Linked DNA regions of Homo sapiens: region 2 is linked to region 1. Evidence: read pairs that join two places in POLR2A ChIA-PET (ENCODE). Cell type or tissue: Panc1. All regions are shown on one strand. Each heading gives the region's core, and the rest is flanking DNA. Links, peaks and the distances in the headings are about the cores only.

Region 1 (11,435 bases), core at 5,345-7,844:
AGGTCCTGAGCAAGTCTAAAAATAGCTTTTGGCCCTTGGCCAGGGATCACTGAGAGGGTGGAGAGATTGTTGTTGATTTTCGTTTTTATAATAGATACGACAGTGCATAATTATAAATAGGGAAGTGAAACTTTCCCATAAACGAATCAATTCTTAATTGTTCAAAGCCTTAGGATCCAGTTCTTAAATGGTCTTGGCATCTTCCTCCTTCTCCCAGGTGACACAGAGAGACTGTGGGCTTTGCTCACTGGTGAGGAGCCCTGGGCAGGACAGTGTGGGGCAGAGTGGGAAAACTTCTTTTTTGTGAAGTTGCTTTTAGCATTAAAAAAAAAAAAAGTAGTTTTGAGGTATATTTAAGTTTAAAGATGTCATCATGGAATTACAGGATTATAACTTCTAATTATGTGTGGCGTTTGGGACAGAGGATCACAGGCCATGGAATTGCAGGAGGAGGCCTGGCCTGGGAATTCCTATGTCTGTCCTCGGGCCCCGGGGCCTGACTGCCACTCCCACAAAATTGCTGTGTGGCCTCCCGCAAGTTGCTGCCTCTTTCTGGGACATTTCCTCCCCAGATTGTTCTCTGAGCAGGTGTAGCTCTGGAACTCCAGCAGCACCTGGGGGAAAATGGCAGCAAGAGAAGCACACCTGTGAGGGGTGGTCCCAAGCCTCCCAGAACACATTTTCCTGTGGGAGCCCTCCGTGTCTGTGAGCCCAGGGGAGGACTTCTTGCTCCGCACTGGGAAAGAGTGGATGGCAAGAGAGCTAGGAAAGGTGCACAGTTGGGTGTTTTTCATTTATTAATTATTATTATTATTATTATTATTATTATTATTATTATGAAACAGAGTCTCACTCTGTCGCTCAGGCTGGAGTGCAGTGGTGTGATTTCGGCTCACTGCAACCTCTGCCTCCGGGGTTCAAGCAGTTCTGCCTCAGCCTCCGAAGTAGCTGGGATTACAGGCGCCTGCCACCACACCTGGCTAATTTTTTGTATTTTTAGTAGAAACGGGGTTTCACCGTGTTGCCCAGGCTAGTCTTGAACTCCTGACCTTAAGTGATCCACCTGCCATGGCCTTCCAAAGTGCTGGGATTACAGGTGTAAGCCACTGCGCCCGGCTACAGGTGTTTTTTTTTTTTTCCCCCTGAGATGGAGTCTCGCTCTGTCACCCAGGCTGGAGTGCAGTGGCGCGATCTCGGCTCACTGCAACCTCCATCTACCAGTTTCAAGTGATTCTCCCGCCTCAGCCTTCCCAGTAGCTGAGACTACAGGCGCATATCAACCACGCCTGGCTAACTTTTGTATTTTTAGTAGAGGCAAGGTTTTGCCATGTTGGCCAGGCTGGTCTTGAACTCCTGACCTCAGGTGATCCACCCACCTCGGCCTCCTAAAGTGGGGTGTTTTTTAGATGCAGTTTCTCTGGTGTTGGATGAGAGAATCAGGGGTGCAAAATAAGAGGAATCATTGTTTTACAATTAAAATCATCAATTTTGAAAATGAGACCTTGTAACAATTGTTGTGCTACTCCATGTTAAGTCATACCAGTTCGAAGAGTCTATTTATCCTAGGAAAATAAAAGGTGTTGATGCTGAATCTTTCCTGATCTATGACCTGAGCCAGTTTGACCTAAAGCAAATGAGGGTCGGGTGTGGTGGCTCATACCTGTAATCCCAGTAGTTTGGGAGGCCGAGGCAGGCGGATCTCTTGAAGCCAGGAGTTCCAGACCAGCCTGGGCAACATAGCAAGACCTTGGCTCTATAAAAAATTTTAAAAATAAAAATGAAAACAAAACAAAACCAAATGGCCGAATGAAAGGCAGGTGCTGACCAGGCGTGGTGGCTCACACCCGTAATCCCAGTATTTTGAGATGCTGAGGCAGGTGGATCACTTGAGATCAGGAGTTCGAGACCAGCCTGGCCTACATGGTGAAACCCTGTCTCTACTAAAAATATAAAAATTAGCCGGGTGTAGCGGCAGGCGCCTGTAATCCCAGCTACTTGGGAGACTGAGGCAGGAGACTCGCTTGAACCCAGGAGGCGGAGGTTGCAGTGAGCTGAGATTGTGCCACTGCACTCCAGCCTGGGCAACAGAGTGAGACTCCGTACCCCTGCAACCCAAAAAAAAAAAAAAATCCCAGCACTTTGGGAGGCTGAGTCTAGTGGATCACGAGGTCAGGAGATCGAGACCTTCCTGGCTAACACAGTGAAACCCCGTCTCTACTAAAAATACAAAAAATTAGCCGGGCGTGGTGGCGGGTGCCTGTAGTCCCAGCTACTCGGGAGGCTGAGGCAGGAGAATGGCGGAGCTTGCAGTGAGCCGAGATTGCGCCACTGCCTGGGTGACAGAGCGAGACTCCGTCTCAAAAAAAAAAAAAAAAAAAAAGAAAGGCAGGTGCTGTCCAGGTGAAAGGAGAGAAAGAGCCCTTCAGGAAGAGGGAACAGCTTGGACAGAGCTGTGGACTTGTGAGTGCTTTGTAGGCCCCCCCAGGGTGTGGAGGTGTTTGTGGGAGCCAGGCAGTTCAGGGTCATGCATCTTGCTTGACCTGGGAACTGTGGAATCCATCAAAGTATTTAAAGCAGGACCAGACCTGTGAGATTTGTGTAAGAAAAAGACCGCTTTGACACGTGAATGGTGAATGGGTGGCGAATGGGAAAGAAGCTATGGTGGAGCCAGGCAGGGAGGCATTGGGAGGATTTAGCCCCTTGTAATACCTATCATCTTTGCCCTTCCTTCTCTTTTACGGACTACTGATGATGCAGTCAGTGACAGTGCTGTGAGTGGGGTGCAGTGCCTCACACCTGTAATCTCAGCATTTTGGGAGGCCAAGGTGGGAGGATTGCTTGAGGCCAGGAATTCAAGCCCACTCTGGGCAATAAGCAAGACCCCATCTCTATAAGAAGTTTAAAAATCAGCCTGGCATAGTGTTGTGTTCCTGTAATCCCATATACTCAGGAGGCCTAGGTGGGAGGATATCCGGAGCCCACGAGGTTGAGGCTGCAGTGAGCTGTTATCATGTCACTGCACTCCAGCCTGGATGACAGAGTGAGACCTTGTCTCACAAAAAACAAACAAACAAACAAAGAAACGGCCGTGTAAACACAGCCTCAATCACCCATTCTTTCCACCAGCTTGCACCCTTAGCTCAGACCAGGGGTCCACACAGAAGGCAGGGATTCTAGTGATGAGGAGGTTGGAATGATAGAGCTGGAGAAAGGGCAATATCTGGCAGAGAGGGAAAGAACTGATGTGATTGGCAGGGAAGGAGCTGCCAATGAGAATCCAAAATGCCTGCCTATTAGCCAGGTGTGGTGGCACCCAGCTATGGTCCCACCTACTCAGGAGGCTGAGGCAGCAGGATCGCTGAGCCTGGGAGATGGAGGCTGCAGTGAGCCGAGATCACGCCACTGCATTCCAACCTGGACAGCAGAATGAGACCCTGTCTCAAAAAAAACGTCACAATGCCTGCCTGAGGTGTCTGGTCATGCGCCTCCTCAAGATCCATGAATGCGGGTGAACGCGGAGGCTAGTGTGTAGACTTGATGGCCCTCATGGGATATCCATGTGGCGGTCCCAGCAGAGAGCCCACTCCATGGGCCCAGCAGCCATGCAGGCGCCCTGGCTGGAGATGCAGTTTTGGGTGGCACCAACTGGGAGGCAGTTGGGGTATTGAGTGAAAGGATCTGGGCTAGAAAGGATCCTCCGCTTAAGAGGTGGGTAGAGAGGTGGGAGGAAAGCCAGAAGGGTGGCCAGGTCTAGGAAGCTGAGAGGTCAGTCTTGTTAGTCGAGCAAGGCGTGACAAGTCAGAAGAATGCTGGAAGGTCCTAGATTTAGTTCTTTAGGAGTCGTTAGGAAATGCATGGTTGGAGAATTGGGGACAAAAGTCAGTGTGACAGGGTACAGGGGGAGAAGGGCAGGGAAGATATTGCTGGAGAAAGAGGGGAGCTGAGAAGAGAGAAGGCAGCTTTGTTTTAGAATGTGGAAGTCCAGAGCTGGTTAAAGACAAAGGTGTGGCAGGGCACAGTGGCTCACACTGTAGTCCCAGCACTTTGGGAGGCCGAGGCAGGCGGATCACCTGAGGTCAGAAGTTTGAGAGCAGCCTGGCCAACACGGTGAAACCCTGTCTCTACTAAAAATACAAAAAATGAGCAAGGCGTGGTGGCGGGCACCTGTGATCCCAGCTACTCGGGAGGCTGAGGCAGGAGAATTGCCTGAACCTGTGAGGTGGAGGTTGCAGTGAGCCGAGATCGCGCCACTGCACTCTAGCCTGAGCAGCAGAGCGAGACTCCGTCTCAAAAAAAAAAAAAATGATAAAAGAAAAAAACAAAAGTGAAGAAGTTGGGTGGGGAATGGCTGGAGATTCAGGGAGAAGGTGAGCTGGGGATGGGGCCCAGGAGTCGAGGCGGGGGGTGAAGATTGCCAACAGCTGCTGCATTGATTGGGTGGCTGAGCCAGCCGGGGGCAGTGAGTGAGAACCCATGAGGCTTCCCATCTTGTATTATTATTATTTTTTTTTGAGACAGAGTCTTGCTCTGTCCCCCAGGCTGGAGTGCAGTGGCACAATCTCAGCTCCCCGCAACCTTCACCTCCTGGGTTCAAGCGATTCTCATGCCTCAGCCACCTGAGTGGCTGAGACTACAGATGTGCGCCACCATGCCCGGCTAATTGTATTTTTTAGTAGAGACAGGGTTTCACCATGTTGGTCAGGCTGGTCTTGAACTCCTGACCTCAAGTGATCCACCCACCTTGGCCTCCCAAAGTGCTGGGATTATAGGTGTGAGTCCCTGCACCTGGACCTGTATTTTGACTATTGGGATTTCTTTGTTGTTATTGAGACGGAGTCTCGCTCTGTCGCCAGGCTGGAATGGAATGGCGGGATCTTGGCTCACTGCAACCTCCGCCTCCCGGGTTCAAGTGATTCTCCTGTCTCAGCTTCCTGAGTAGCTGGGACTACAGGCGCGTGCCACCACGCCCAGCTAATTTTTGTATTTTTAGTAGAGTTGGGGTTTCACCATGTTGTCCAGGATGGTCTCAACCTCTTGACTGCGTAATCCACCTGCCTCGGCCTCCCAAAGTGCTGGGATTACAGGCATGAGCCACTGCGCCTGGTGACTATTGGGATTTTATGCACACTTAAGGATCAAATGAATTTCCACTGAAGTCAGGCTTCTCTTTCATCCTGTTCTCTGTGTCATGCCTTCCCTCCCCTTTTCTTTAAAATGACATTATGCTCCATTCATCCGAAAAGGATTTATGGAGCGACAGCTCAGTGCCTGACCCCTCCTCAGGTTCTGGGGCATTCCAGACCCTGACTCGATACAGTTTCTTTGGCAGCAGTTCCCAGCAGGTCTCGTTTCCTGGAGTGCTGAGCAGTGCTGGGAATTGGTGCTTTGTTGGGATGGCTCCGGCCATGCTTGAAAAGGAATCAGCCTCTTGGCTTTTTTTGTTTCTGAAATGGAGTCTCGCTCTGTTGCCCAGGCTGGAGTGCAGTGGTGCACTCTCGGCTCACTGCATCCTCCGCCTCCGGGGTTCAAGCAATACTCCTGCCTCAGCCTCCCAAGTAGCTGGGATTATAGGCACCCGCCACCATGCCCAGCTAATTTTTGTATTTTTAGTAGAGATGGTGTTTCACTATGTTGTCCAGGCTGGTCCTGAACTCCTGACCTCAAGTGATTTGCCCGCCTTGGCCTCCCAAAGTGCTGGGATTACAGGTGTGAGCCACTGCGCCGAGCCCAGGAGTCCCCTTGTTAATTGGTCTTTTTGGAATCAGGTAGGATGACTTGGCTGTACAGAGCCTCAAGACATAACTTAGCCTCAGGTTGGAAATGGACACCCGCAGTACAGATCTCCTGGTCTGGGCTGGTACCTTGGGAGGTCTCTGAAAAAAGAAACCTTTCAGGTCTATTTTTTTTTTTCTATCTTTTTTTTTTTTTTTGAGATGGAGTTTCGCTCTGTCACCCAGGCAGGAGTGCAGTGGCACGGTCTTGGCTCACCACAGCCTCTGCCTCCTGGGTTCAAGTGATGTGCCTCAGGCTCCTGAGTAGCTGGGATTACAGGCATGTGCCATCATGCCCGGCTAATTTTGTATTTTTAGTAGAGACAAAGTTTCTCCATGTTGGTCTCGAACTCCAGACCTCAGGTGATCTGCCTGCCTTGACCTCCCAAAGTGCTGGGATTACAGGCGTGAGCCATCATGCCCAGCCTCAGGTCTATTATAAAATCATGTCTCTCACTTTTTTCTTTTCTTTTCTTGTCTTTTCTTTCTTTTTTGACAGGGTGTTGCTGTGTCATCCAGGCTGGAGTGCAGTGGCATGATCATAGCTCACTGCAGCCTCAACCTCCCTGGCTCCAGTGATCCTCCTGTCTCAGCCTCCTGAGTAGCTGGGACAACAGGCATGAGCCACAAAGCCTGGCTAATTTTTAAATTTTTTGTAGAGACGGTCTCACTGTGTTGCCTGGGCTGGCCTCGAACTCTTTTTTTTTTTTTTTTTGAGACAGAGTCTGGCTCTGTTGCCCAGGCTGGAGTGCAGTGGCACCATCTCGGCTCACTGCAAGCTCCACCTCCCGGGTCCACGCCATTCTCCTACCTCAGCCTCCTGAGTAGCTGGGACTACAGGCGACCGCCACCATGTCCGGCTAATTTTTTTTTTTTTTTTTGTATTTTTATTAGAGATGGGGTTTCACCATGTTAGCCAGGATGGTCTCAATCTCATGACCTTGTGATCTGCCCGCCTCGGCTTCCCAAAGTGCTGGGATTACAGGCGTGAGCCACTGCGCCCGGCCTGGTCTCGAACTCTTTGGGCCCAAGCCTCAGCCTTCCACAGTGCTCGGATTACAGGCATGAGCCACCGCACCCAGCTTTCCCTGGCTTCTCACTATATTTTTTCTTTCTCATTATGTTACTGTGTTTAAACAGAGGTACAGCTCTATAAGATTATTATAAATTACTTTCTCAACTTATATTACTATAATTTCTCAAGAAGTGGAAATGCAACTTCTTTTCCCCAGATTTTTATGCTCTTCCTACTGAAAATCTTGGAAGAATTATTGTTCTCTGGCCTGTAGTTAAATGCAGAGTAATGTAATTTTCTAGAATGCTGCATCCTGATAGAGATTCCTTTTCTGCAACTGCCCCTGTACCCCACAGTACTAAAACTCACAGGAAAATCTGTTGTGGCCATGAAGAAAAGCAGCTGGAAGGCCGGGGGTGGTGGCTCATGCCTGTAATCCCAGCACTTTGGGAAGCTGAGGTGGGTGGATCACCTGAGGTTGGGAGTTCGAGACCAGCCTGACCAACATGGAGAAACCCCGTCTCTACTGAAAATACAAAATTAGCTGGGTGTGGTGGTGCATGCCTGTAATCCCAGCTACTCGGGAGGCTGAGGCAGGAGAATGGCTTGAACCTGAGAGGCAGAGGTTGCAGTGAGCTGAGATCACGCCATTGCACTCCAGCCAGGGCAACGAGCAAAAAACTCCGTCTCAAAAAAAAAAAAAGGAAAAAAGAAAAAAAAAAGAAAAGAAAAGCAGCTGGAAACAAACTAGAGAAAGCCTTTCCCCAGGGCCATTGAAAGGCCCAAAATGAAAGGTCTTGGCACTATGTGGAAGAGGAGAGTGAGTACACAGTGAGGCATTGTCACTTCTTATCTCTGCCTCTTCATCCTTTGGGAATGCTAATGCCCCAAAATGAATTTAGCTCCATTGTTTTTACTCAAGAGCTGTAGGAGAAGTTGTTTCTTGTTCACAGAAACCTCCAGCCTGGACAGGGCCTCCGGGTTCATTGTGTCCTGGTTTATGGTCCCTGTTGACTCTGGGCTTCCTGGAGGCTCCGGCAGAGAAGGAAGGAGAATTTTTGTTTGTTGTTGTTTTTTTTTTTTTTTAACCCAGAAGCTCCTTGCAGTCTTCTCTCTGCAAGGAGCAGGGATCTACTCTTTGATGAATGAGCAGCATTCATCTTAGTGAGGGCTAATTTCGTGTTAGACACTTGTGTGCATCTTTTATGAACGCTTGTGTGGATGAGGAAGCCTTCTGATGGGCTGAGTCCACCAGGAACAGCGTGGGTCATGTGGGATCAGCAGCTCCAGCTCTATTGGTACTGATACTACCCCTCCGGCTGTTTAGATCCATCCCCTTGGACCCTTGAGTCAATTCCCAGGTGGAGAGGGAGGGAGGCAGAGGAGAGTAAAGGTTGGTGATGCTGACCCCACTCCTGATTCCCCATGATGGTCTAAAACAGCTTTTTTTTTTTTTAAAGATGACAGAATCTGGCTGTGTCACCCAGGCTGGAGTGCAGTGGCACCGTTGTAGCTCACTGTAGCCTTGACCTCCTGGGCTCAAGTGATCCTCCTGCCTCAGCCTCCCAACTAGCTGGGACTAGAGATGTGATTAAAAATTGCCACACCTGGCTGATTTTTATTTTTATTTTTTGTAGAGATGGGGTCTTACTGTGTTGCCTAGGCTGGTCTTCAACTCCTGGCCTCAAGCAATCCTCCCATCTCAGTGGTGGGCTATTACAGGTGTGAATCACTGCACCCAGCCCTAAGCCAGATCTTAAAGGCCAGGCTGGATCCAGGCTGACTGTGGCCTTGGAGAGGGGAGGGTCTGCCCAGCTGCATGGTATCCACCATCAGCCCCGAGGGTCTGCCTGACCAACAGTCTTCAACTGTGGGATCCTGGCTGGGAGGTATCCCCTGGCAGAAACAGAATTTTCAGGGTGACTCAGAGGAGAGACAACGTGATGAACTATAACACTGTAAATGTCCCTTGTTTCCTGGGGCCATTTGGATGGTTGCCACGACACCACCTGATGCTACTGGGCGTTGGCTTTAGCCTGATCAACACTTCCTCCTTTGGCTCAGGTACCAGCGTCCCGTGACACAAAGGCTGCATTGGAGGTAGCCATAGGACACAGTCGAACTGCAGGTACCGCTCAGCCAGAGGCTGGGTGTCTGGCAGAGCAGCAGTAATGGGTGCCAAGTGAGGACAAGGTTCCCCACTTGGAGCACCAGGGACGGAGACACCACGGTGAATGATGTGAGTCCCTCAGGGCTGCCCATTCAGACCCTCGGAGTTCCCTATGGCCAGGTTTCCATTTGATTGTAACAAGAGAAAAGGGGACCAGCACAGTGGCTCACACCTGTGATCCCAGCACTTTGGGAGTCCGAGGCAGGAGGATCATTTGAGGTCAGGAGTTCGAGACCAGCCTGGACAACATGGTGAAACCCTGTTCCTACTAAAAATGCAAAATTAGTCGGGTGTGGTGCTGCGTGCCTGTAATCCCAGCTACTCGGGAGGCTGAGGCAGGAGAATCGCTTGAACCTCGGAGGTGGGGGTTGCAGTCAGCTGAGATTGTGCCACTGCACTCCGGCCTGCTGGGTGACAGAGCAAGATTCTGTCTCAAAAAAAAAAAAAAAAAACAAAGAAGAAAAAAGGGCAGGTGGTAAAAAAACAAGGCTGGATGTAGTGGCTCACACCTATGATCCCAGCACTTTAGGAGGCCACGGTGGACAGATCACATGAGCTCAGGAGTTCAAGACCAGCCTGGGCTGCATCGACAAAACTCTGTCTCTACAAAAAATACAATAAAATTAGCCAAGTGTGGTGGTGTGGACCTGTAGTCCCAGCTTCTCGGGAGGCTGAGGTGGGAGGATTGCTTGAGCCCCAGGATATTGAGGCTGCAGTGAATGGAGATCACGCCACTGCAGTCCAGCCTGGGCAAGAGAGTGAGATCCTGTCTCAAAAACAAGAGACTGGGCGCGGTGGCTCACACCTGTAATCCCAGCACTTTGGGAGGCTGAGGCAGGTGGATCACCTGAGGTCTTAGGAGTTCAAGACCAACCTGGCCAACATGGTGAAACCACGTCTCTAGTAAAAAATACAAAAATTAGCTGGGTGTCCAGGTACAGTGGCTCACGCCTGTAATCCCAGCACTTTGGAGGCCAAGGCAGGTGGATCACGAGGTCAGGAGTTCAAGACTAGCCTGACCAACATGGTGAAACCCCATCTCTACTAAAAATACAAAAATTAGCCAGGCATGGTGGTGTGCGCCTGTAATCCCAGCTACTCTGGAGGCTGAGGCAGGAGAATCGCTTGAACCTAGGAGGCAGAGGTTGTAGTGAGCCAAGATCGCACCACTGCACTCCAGCCTGGGCAAGAGAGCGAGACTCCATCTCAAAAAAAAAAAAAAAAGCAAAACTGTTAAAACTGTTGTTGAGTGTGTCCTACCAGTTGAAATAAGCAGATCATTGGTCTGGAAATACAGTTGATTCATGGAAATGTTCACGATTTGATGTGGTGGGAGGCACAGTAAAAGCCTAGTTATTCAAGGCTGGGCGCAGTGGCTCACACCTGTAATCCTAACACTTTGGGAGGCTGAGGTGGGTGGATCACTTGAGGCCAGGAGTTTGAGAGCAGCCTGGCCAACATGGTGAAACCTCGTCTCTACTAAAACAAAACAAAACAAAACAAAACAAAAATTAGCCAGGTGTGTTGGCACATTCCTGTAATCCCAGCTACTCAGGAGGCTGAAACAGGAGAATCGCTTGAACCCGGGAGGTGGAGGTTGCAGTGAGCCGAGATCACACCACTGCACTCCAGCCTGGGCAACAGAGCAAGACTTCGTCTCAAAAAAAAAAAAAAGTTATTCAGCATATTGAAAAATAACTGTGATTGGCACACAGTAGGGGTTTATAGAGATTTCTGGAAGAGACTGAAGGGAGCTCGTAACTAAAGATTATGGCTGTGTTGACTCATATCGAGCCCCCCTCCACCCCTGTGTGAATGGATTGGGATTCCCGGGGGAGGCGGCTGGGCCCTCACCTCCAGCCCTGACACCTGGCAGAGATCCTGGAAGGGCAGGAGGGCTGTTGACAAGTACTGAATTCATGTTTTTATTTTTATGGACATGGACAAGCTAGATTCTTTCCACCCAGCCTGCCCTGAATCTCCAGTGTGGTGAAAAGTTAAATTAGATGTATGTGTGTATTGCAGTGTACTGCATGCTATTTTCTGTGCTTTCTCATTGATTGCTCTGGCTGACTTATAAACAAGCAATTCTGTTTTCCAGAGTTTGGTGGTTGAGTGAGGGATTGCGTAACCAGGAAGGAGTGAGAAAGGCAGAGAAAATAATCTTTGCTGGAGAAGCAGCTAAAAACACCTGCCTTCCTGTATCCCGTGGGAAGGTCTCTCTGGCTGGGAGCTGGCCCAGCCCTACCGTGTCATCTCTCACTTAGTTTTACGCCTGAACCTTTAGATCCCAAGCTTGCACATTGCCCTAAATTTGCTGGAAACACCTCTGCATGTGTGAGCTTTATCTTTGGCTGTGCAGAAGAAGGGCCCATACTATTGCCTATAGTGGAGGGGAAGCAGGTGCCAGGCACTGCCCAGAATGGAGCAGGGCCCCCATAGGGGAAGAAAAACTGCCCTGTTCCAGGAGTAGCTTGAC
Region 2 (4,999 bases), core at 2,414-4,913, 230 kb after region 1:
AAGGGAAAGCACCATTTTCTTTTCTTTTTGGAGACACAGTCTTGCTCTGTTGCCCAGGCTAAAGTGCAGTGGCATGGTCATAGCTCACTGCAGTCTTGAACTCCCGGGCTCAAGCCATCCTCCCACCTGGGCCTCCCAAGTAGCTGGGACCACAGGCACACACTACACCTGGCTATTTTTTTTACTTTTTGTAGAGAAGGAGTCTCGCTAGGTGGCCCAGACTGGTCTTGAACTCCTGGGCTCAAATGACCCTTCCACCTTGGCTCTCCAAAGTGCTGGGACTACTGGCCTAAGCCACCGTACCTGGCCGTTTTTCTTTTTCTTTCTTTCTTTCTTTTTTTTTTTTTTTTTGAGACACAGTCTCACTCTGTTGCCCAGGCTGGAGTGCAGTGGTGCGGTCTCAGCTCACTGTGCAACCTCCACCTCCCGGTTCAAGCGATTCTTGTGCCTCAGCCTTCCGAGTAGCTGGGATTACAGGTGTGCACCACCACGCCCAGCTAATTTTTGTATTTTTAGTACAGATGAGGTTTTACCATGTTGGCCAGGCTGGTCTCCAACTCCTGACCTTAGGTGATCCACCCACCTCGGCCTCCCAAAGTGCTGGGATTACAGATGTCAGCCACTGCGCCCGGCCCATTTTCTTTGTTTTGAGATGGAGTTTTGCTCTTGTTGTCCAGGCTGGAATGCACTGGCACGATCTCGGCTCACTGCAACCTCTGCCTCCCACGTTCAAGCGATTTTCCTGCCTCAGCCTCCTGAGTAGTTGGGATTACAGGCGCCTGCCACCACACCCGGCTAATTTCCTTGTTGTTGTTTTGTATTTTTAGTAGAGTCGGGGTTTCATCATGTTGGCCAGGCTGGTCTTGAACTCCTGACCTCAGGTGATCCACCTGCATCAGTCTCCCGAAATGTAGGGATTACAGGCATGAGCCACTGCGCCCAGCCCCATTTTCTTTTTAATTGCGAAAGACACACAACATAAACGTTTCTATCTCAGCCACTTGTCAGTGTAAAGTTCAGTAGCATTAGGCATATTCCCACCATCATGCGTCTCATCCTGAAACACCATTCTCCTTTGTCTGATATGCAGACATCATCTAAGAGGCCTAGCAGCATTGCAAAGACACACAAAAAGTCATGGCCTTGGCCTGGGGAACTGGGCTGGGGCCCAAGCCTTTTAATGCCAAGGGCACAGGGCTCACTCTTTCAGCAGTCCTGACCCTCATCAGTTTTAGGACAGTTGTTTAAAAGTTTAGCTATGTTAGTAGCCACTTTTGCTTCTGAAAAGAAAGCACTTGTGTCAAAGTACATCAAAAGAGACGGAATTACACCTTTAAAAAAGTCTATATCGGGCCGGGCACGGTGGCTCATGTCTGTAATCCCAGCACTTTGGGAGGCTGAGGGGGCAGATCACGAGGTCAGGAGATCGAGACCATCGTGGCTAACACGGTGAAACCCCGTCTCCACTAAAAATACAAAAAAAAATTAGCCGGGCGTGGTGGCGGGCGCCTGTAGTCCCAGCTACTCAGGAGGCTGAGGCAGAAGAATGGCGTGAACTCGGGAGGCGGAGCTTGCGGTAAGCCAAGATCCCCCCACTGCACTCCAGCCTGGGCAACAGAGCGAGAGTCCATCTCAAAAAACACAAAAACAAAAAGTCTATATTACATTCACAATGTTTTATCCTTTACAACAGATTCAACTGCAGGAAACCCTATTTCTTTCTTTCTTTTTTTTTTTTTTGTATTTTTAGTAGAGACGGGGTTTCACTGTGTTAGCCAGGATATTCTCGATCTCCTGACCTCGTGATCCGCCTGCCTAGGAAACCCCATTTCTAAAAGCCTTTAAGACTTCCTGGGCATCCTCTTCCAGGAGCTCCTTGAGGACAGGACTTGGGCTGTGTGCAATTTAACTCTGGCTGCGGCAGCCTGTAACAGCCAGTTAAGATTTATTAAGTGAATGTGATTAAAAGCCTGCCTGTTTCTCCTGTTCAGCTCATCTGAACTGGAAAGTGCAGTCGTCCCTCCGGACACTCCTAGGAGGTTTTTATTTCTATTCCTGCAATTCTGGGAGAAGACAGAAGCCAGGAAAGTGTGAAATCCAACCAGAAGGCAGGAAAGCTGGCCATCCTGAGCACAGGGTCTAGGTGACGCATCACCAAAGACTGAAAACAATGTCACCCTCACCCACAACAACTCCAGTGAAACTTTCGAATTTCAGTCTAACTAACTGTACTCATTTTTGACTCTTATTTCAGAGCCGATTACCATGCACCTTCAGATGCTAATGGAAGTGGTCCCACCGGAGGAAGACCCTGAGTAACAAGCTCCGTCTCTTGTAGCCAAGTCAGCTGAATTTATTTTCTTAAGCAATATTTGTGGTTATTTCTTCCTTTTTTTCTTACGAATAAAATATACTCAGATGTTTAAAATATTGTTATTTTTAGATATTCTTAGTTCTCTGAGTGGGGGTTCTAGAAAGGGGAAGTGGCAAGTGTTTGTTTGCTAAAGTTGTTGTCAGGTGAGATGTCACCTAACAAACAAGAGGCAGATGCTTAGGGAAGGGCTGAATAAAAGCCTCCATTACAGTGGCAGCTATTTAACAAGGGGCACATCACACTTAAATGAAAGGTGTTCTTTAAACTCAATGTCAATAAGGTCTCTTATATAAAATGGATGACATTTTTGCTTTGATTGATTGATTGATTGCTATAGATTTTAAAACAACAGTAAATTACTGGCCAGGTGTGGTGGCTCACGCCTATAATCTCAGCACTTTGGGAGGCCAAGGCGGATAGATCGCTTGAGTCCAGGAGTTCAAGACCAGCCTGGGCAACATGGCAAAATCATGTATCTAATCTATAAAAAACATAAAAAAATTAGCCAGGCATCGTGTTGCACACCTGTAGCCCCAGCTACTCAAGAGGCTGAGGTGGGAGGATCACCTGAGCCTGGAGTCCAGGGTGTAGTGAGCCATCATCATGCCACTGCACTCCAGCCTGGATGACAGAGACCCCAACTCAAAAAGTAAATAAATATACAAAAATATTAAAGTACAAATGTTTCTCACCCACTCTCCCCTACCCTAAAAGTAAAGTACTGGCGCCCTGTGCTGAACCTGTGATGTGCGTGCCATGTATCTATCTATCTGCCAGGATGAATGGCAAGAGCTGAGCCTCCATCCAGAACCCTCCACAGCCGGTGTGCTCATCACGAGGGTCGCCTGCATTGCCAGTCAGCATCGCTGGCTCCCTAGCAGCCTTCACGGGCGTTTTAGTCAAACCAGAAAGTGTGGTGAGTAAAGTTTTATTCTGTGTTTGGCATTCAGGGAAAGTACTGTTTAAAAAATGTAAAAAGCAACATTTCTGTGAAAACAGTGAAATTTTATTGATGATACACTGCGGAAGACATCCATACCACAACTAAGCATGAGCGATTTTAGAAGCATAGAGACAAAGGCACTTTCACCTTGCATTTTAGATATTTGACCAAAACTTGAAATCAGACATATTCATAGCAGTACAGAAAACCAATGACTAATTGTTCACATAATCAGCATCCTATATCCTACAAAATGTTAGCTTCAGATATTAGAACATTTGAATGTCTGAAAAAAGAAACAGATCTAAGCATGCAGTTGTCCTCCCTGCATTTTCACGAGTGCACAGGAAACACATTGTCACTAGCTATTATCATTTGCTGTGCTGTATGAAAGAGACTCGGCGCACCTGGGTGTAAACAGCAGGCAGCTGGTGCGCACGGGGCGCCACTGGACGGCGGCCTGGTCTCTGCCCCCAGAGCTCCACCAACAGGGCAGCAGCCACATGCAGAGAAACAGACACTGATATGGGTGTTAGAAGAGCTCCACAGTCAAAACCTTCACCAGCAAAAACACCAGAACTTTCTACTTCCCAAGAGCCTGCCCAATTTAGCTACAAAAAAGGAAAATCACCATCTTCCTTCATGGGCTGATTTGATACCTGCCAGTCACCCTGCGAAGGCCATAGCAGTGACCTGGGCACACTCCCGGCAGCTGTCCTGGCTGCACAGCGTGTCCTCCCAGGGGAGGCCAGGGCTCTGAGCCCCCATCAGAGCCACTGGGCAGAAAAACTGCCCAACCCAGCAGCACTCGGCGGGCGCTCCCTGAGACAAGGCCAGGCCACACAATGAGGGGATGTCTCATTTTACAGATGAGAAAACTGAGCCAGAGTGTGATCCAGACCTGCTCACAGGACAGCTTGATGACAAAGTTCACCTCTAGTTCAAGCGGTGGCTTCTGCTGGGACATACATAAGCCTGGGCATTGGCGCTTTCTGATACAAAAAAATAATAAAGATCTTGGGGCCGTCACACAACACTCATGTTCTATCCAAATTCTTTTCCATTCCGAGGCAAAGCTGATAAACAAGACACAGAGTGCACAGGACTTTTAATTTCCCAATAGCTCACCTTTCTCGCTTTTTCAGTCAACAAAGAAACCCAAAGCACAAAAGCCAGCCTCTGGGTGTGGCCATGACTACATACACTCCTCCCCTAAACCTGGTGACCCCCCCCAGTGCTGCAGCCACAATGCAGATGGGGTGGCGAATGTCTGCAGGGCTCACGACATGTAGGCATTCAAAGATCACCTCCAGGCACCCCACAGGCCCTTGTGAATTTCCACTAAAAAGCAACCTTTGTGCCATTTGCTCAGGACTCTGCAGGTCCAAGGGATTGTTTAGAACCAGCAGCTTCACCCCGGAAAGGCCTGGGTCTTACTGAGCAATCCAATTTCTATCCCTGGACTATCTCTTCATCAGAAGTCAACTTACTCTGAGGAGCTATCACTATCCAAGAATGCTAACACTATCAATTCACATAGATGGTTATGTTAAATCCCACTATCTCATGGTTGAAAGGGCTGGTTCAACAGTTGCTGAGTCTAAGTGTGTACATTAGAAACCTCAATTTATATGTGTAAGATCAGGTTTGTAGCAATGTAGCAAAGGTCTAGGTGAAAAAAA

The links. ChIA-PET counts read pairs that join two places held together with the same protein. Peaks named below come from ENCODE experiments on the same cell type or tissue, not always from the same donor. Only the 100,000 strongest peaks of a DNase experiment are listed, where the experiment ranks them.
Region 2: POLR2A ChIA-PET joins it to region 1 with 8 read pairs; 2 of 35 experiments call an interaction of 5 or more read pairs at or near these places.

Annotation. Positions count from the first base shown.
Region 1 is chr19:33,052,171-33,063,605 of GRCh38, reverse strand. The region is part of intron 1 of RHPN2 (rhophilin Rho GTPase binding protein 2); the gene reads left to right. Among named protein-coding and RNA genes, the nearest start is that of RHPN2, 7.0 kb to the left of the region's middle. RefSeq lists enhancers at 1-24, 6,078-6,601, 6,602-7,125, 8,259-8,759. In Panc1, for the core only: no CTCF peak of the experiment used is centred there; no DNase peak of the experiment used is centred there; H3K27ac peaks cover 1,612 bases.
Region 2 is chr19:32,827,940-32,832,938 of GRCh38, reverse strand. It overlaps TDRD12 (tudor domain containing 12), which reads right to left. Exons shown (of 33, transcript NM_001366102.1): 33 at 3,359-4,999. It overlaps SLC7A9 (solute carrier family 7 member 9), which reads left to right. Exons shown (of 13, transcript NM_014270.5): 13 at 2,255-2,428. The coding sequence ends at 2,319. Among named protein-coding and RNA genes, the nearest start is that of SLC7A9, 39 kb to the left of the region's middle. RefSeq lists an enhancer at 3,383-3,904. In Panc1, for the core only: no CTCF peak of the experiment used is centred there; no DNase peak of the experiment used is centred there.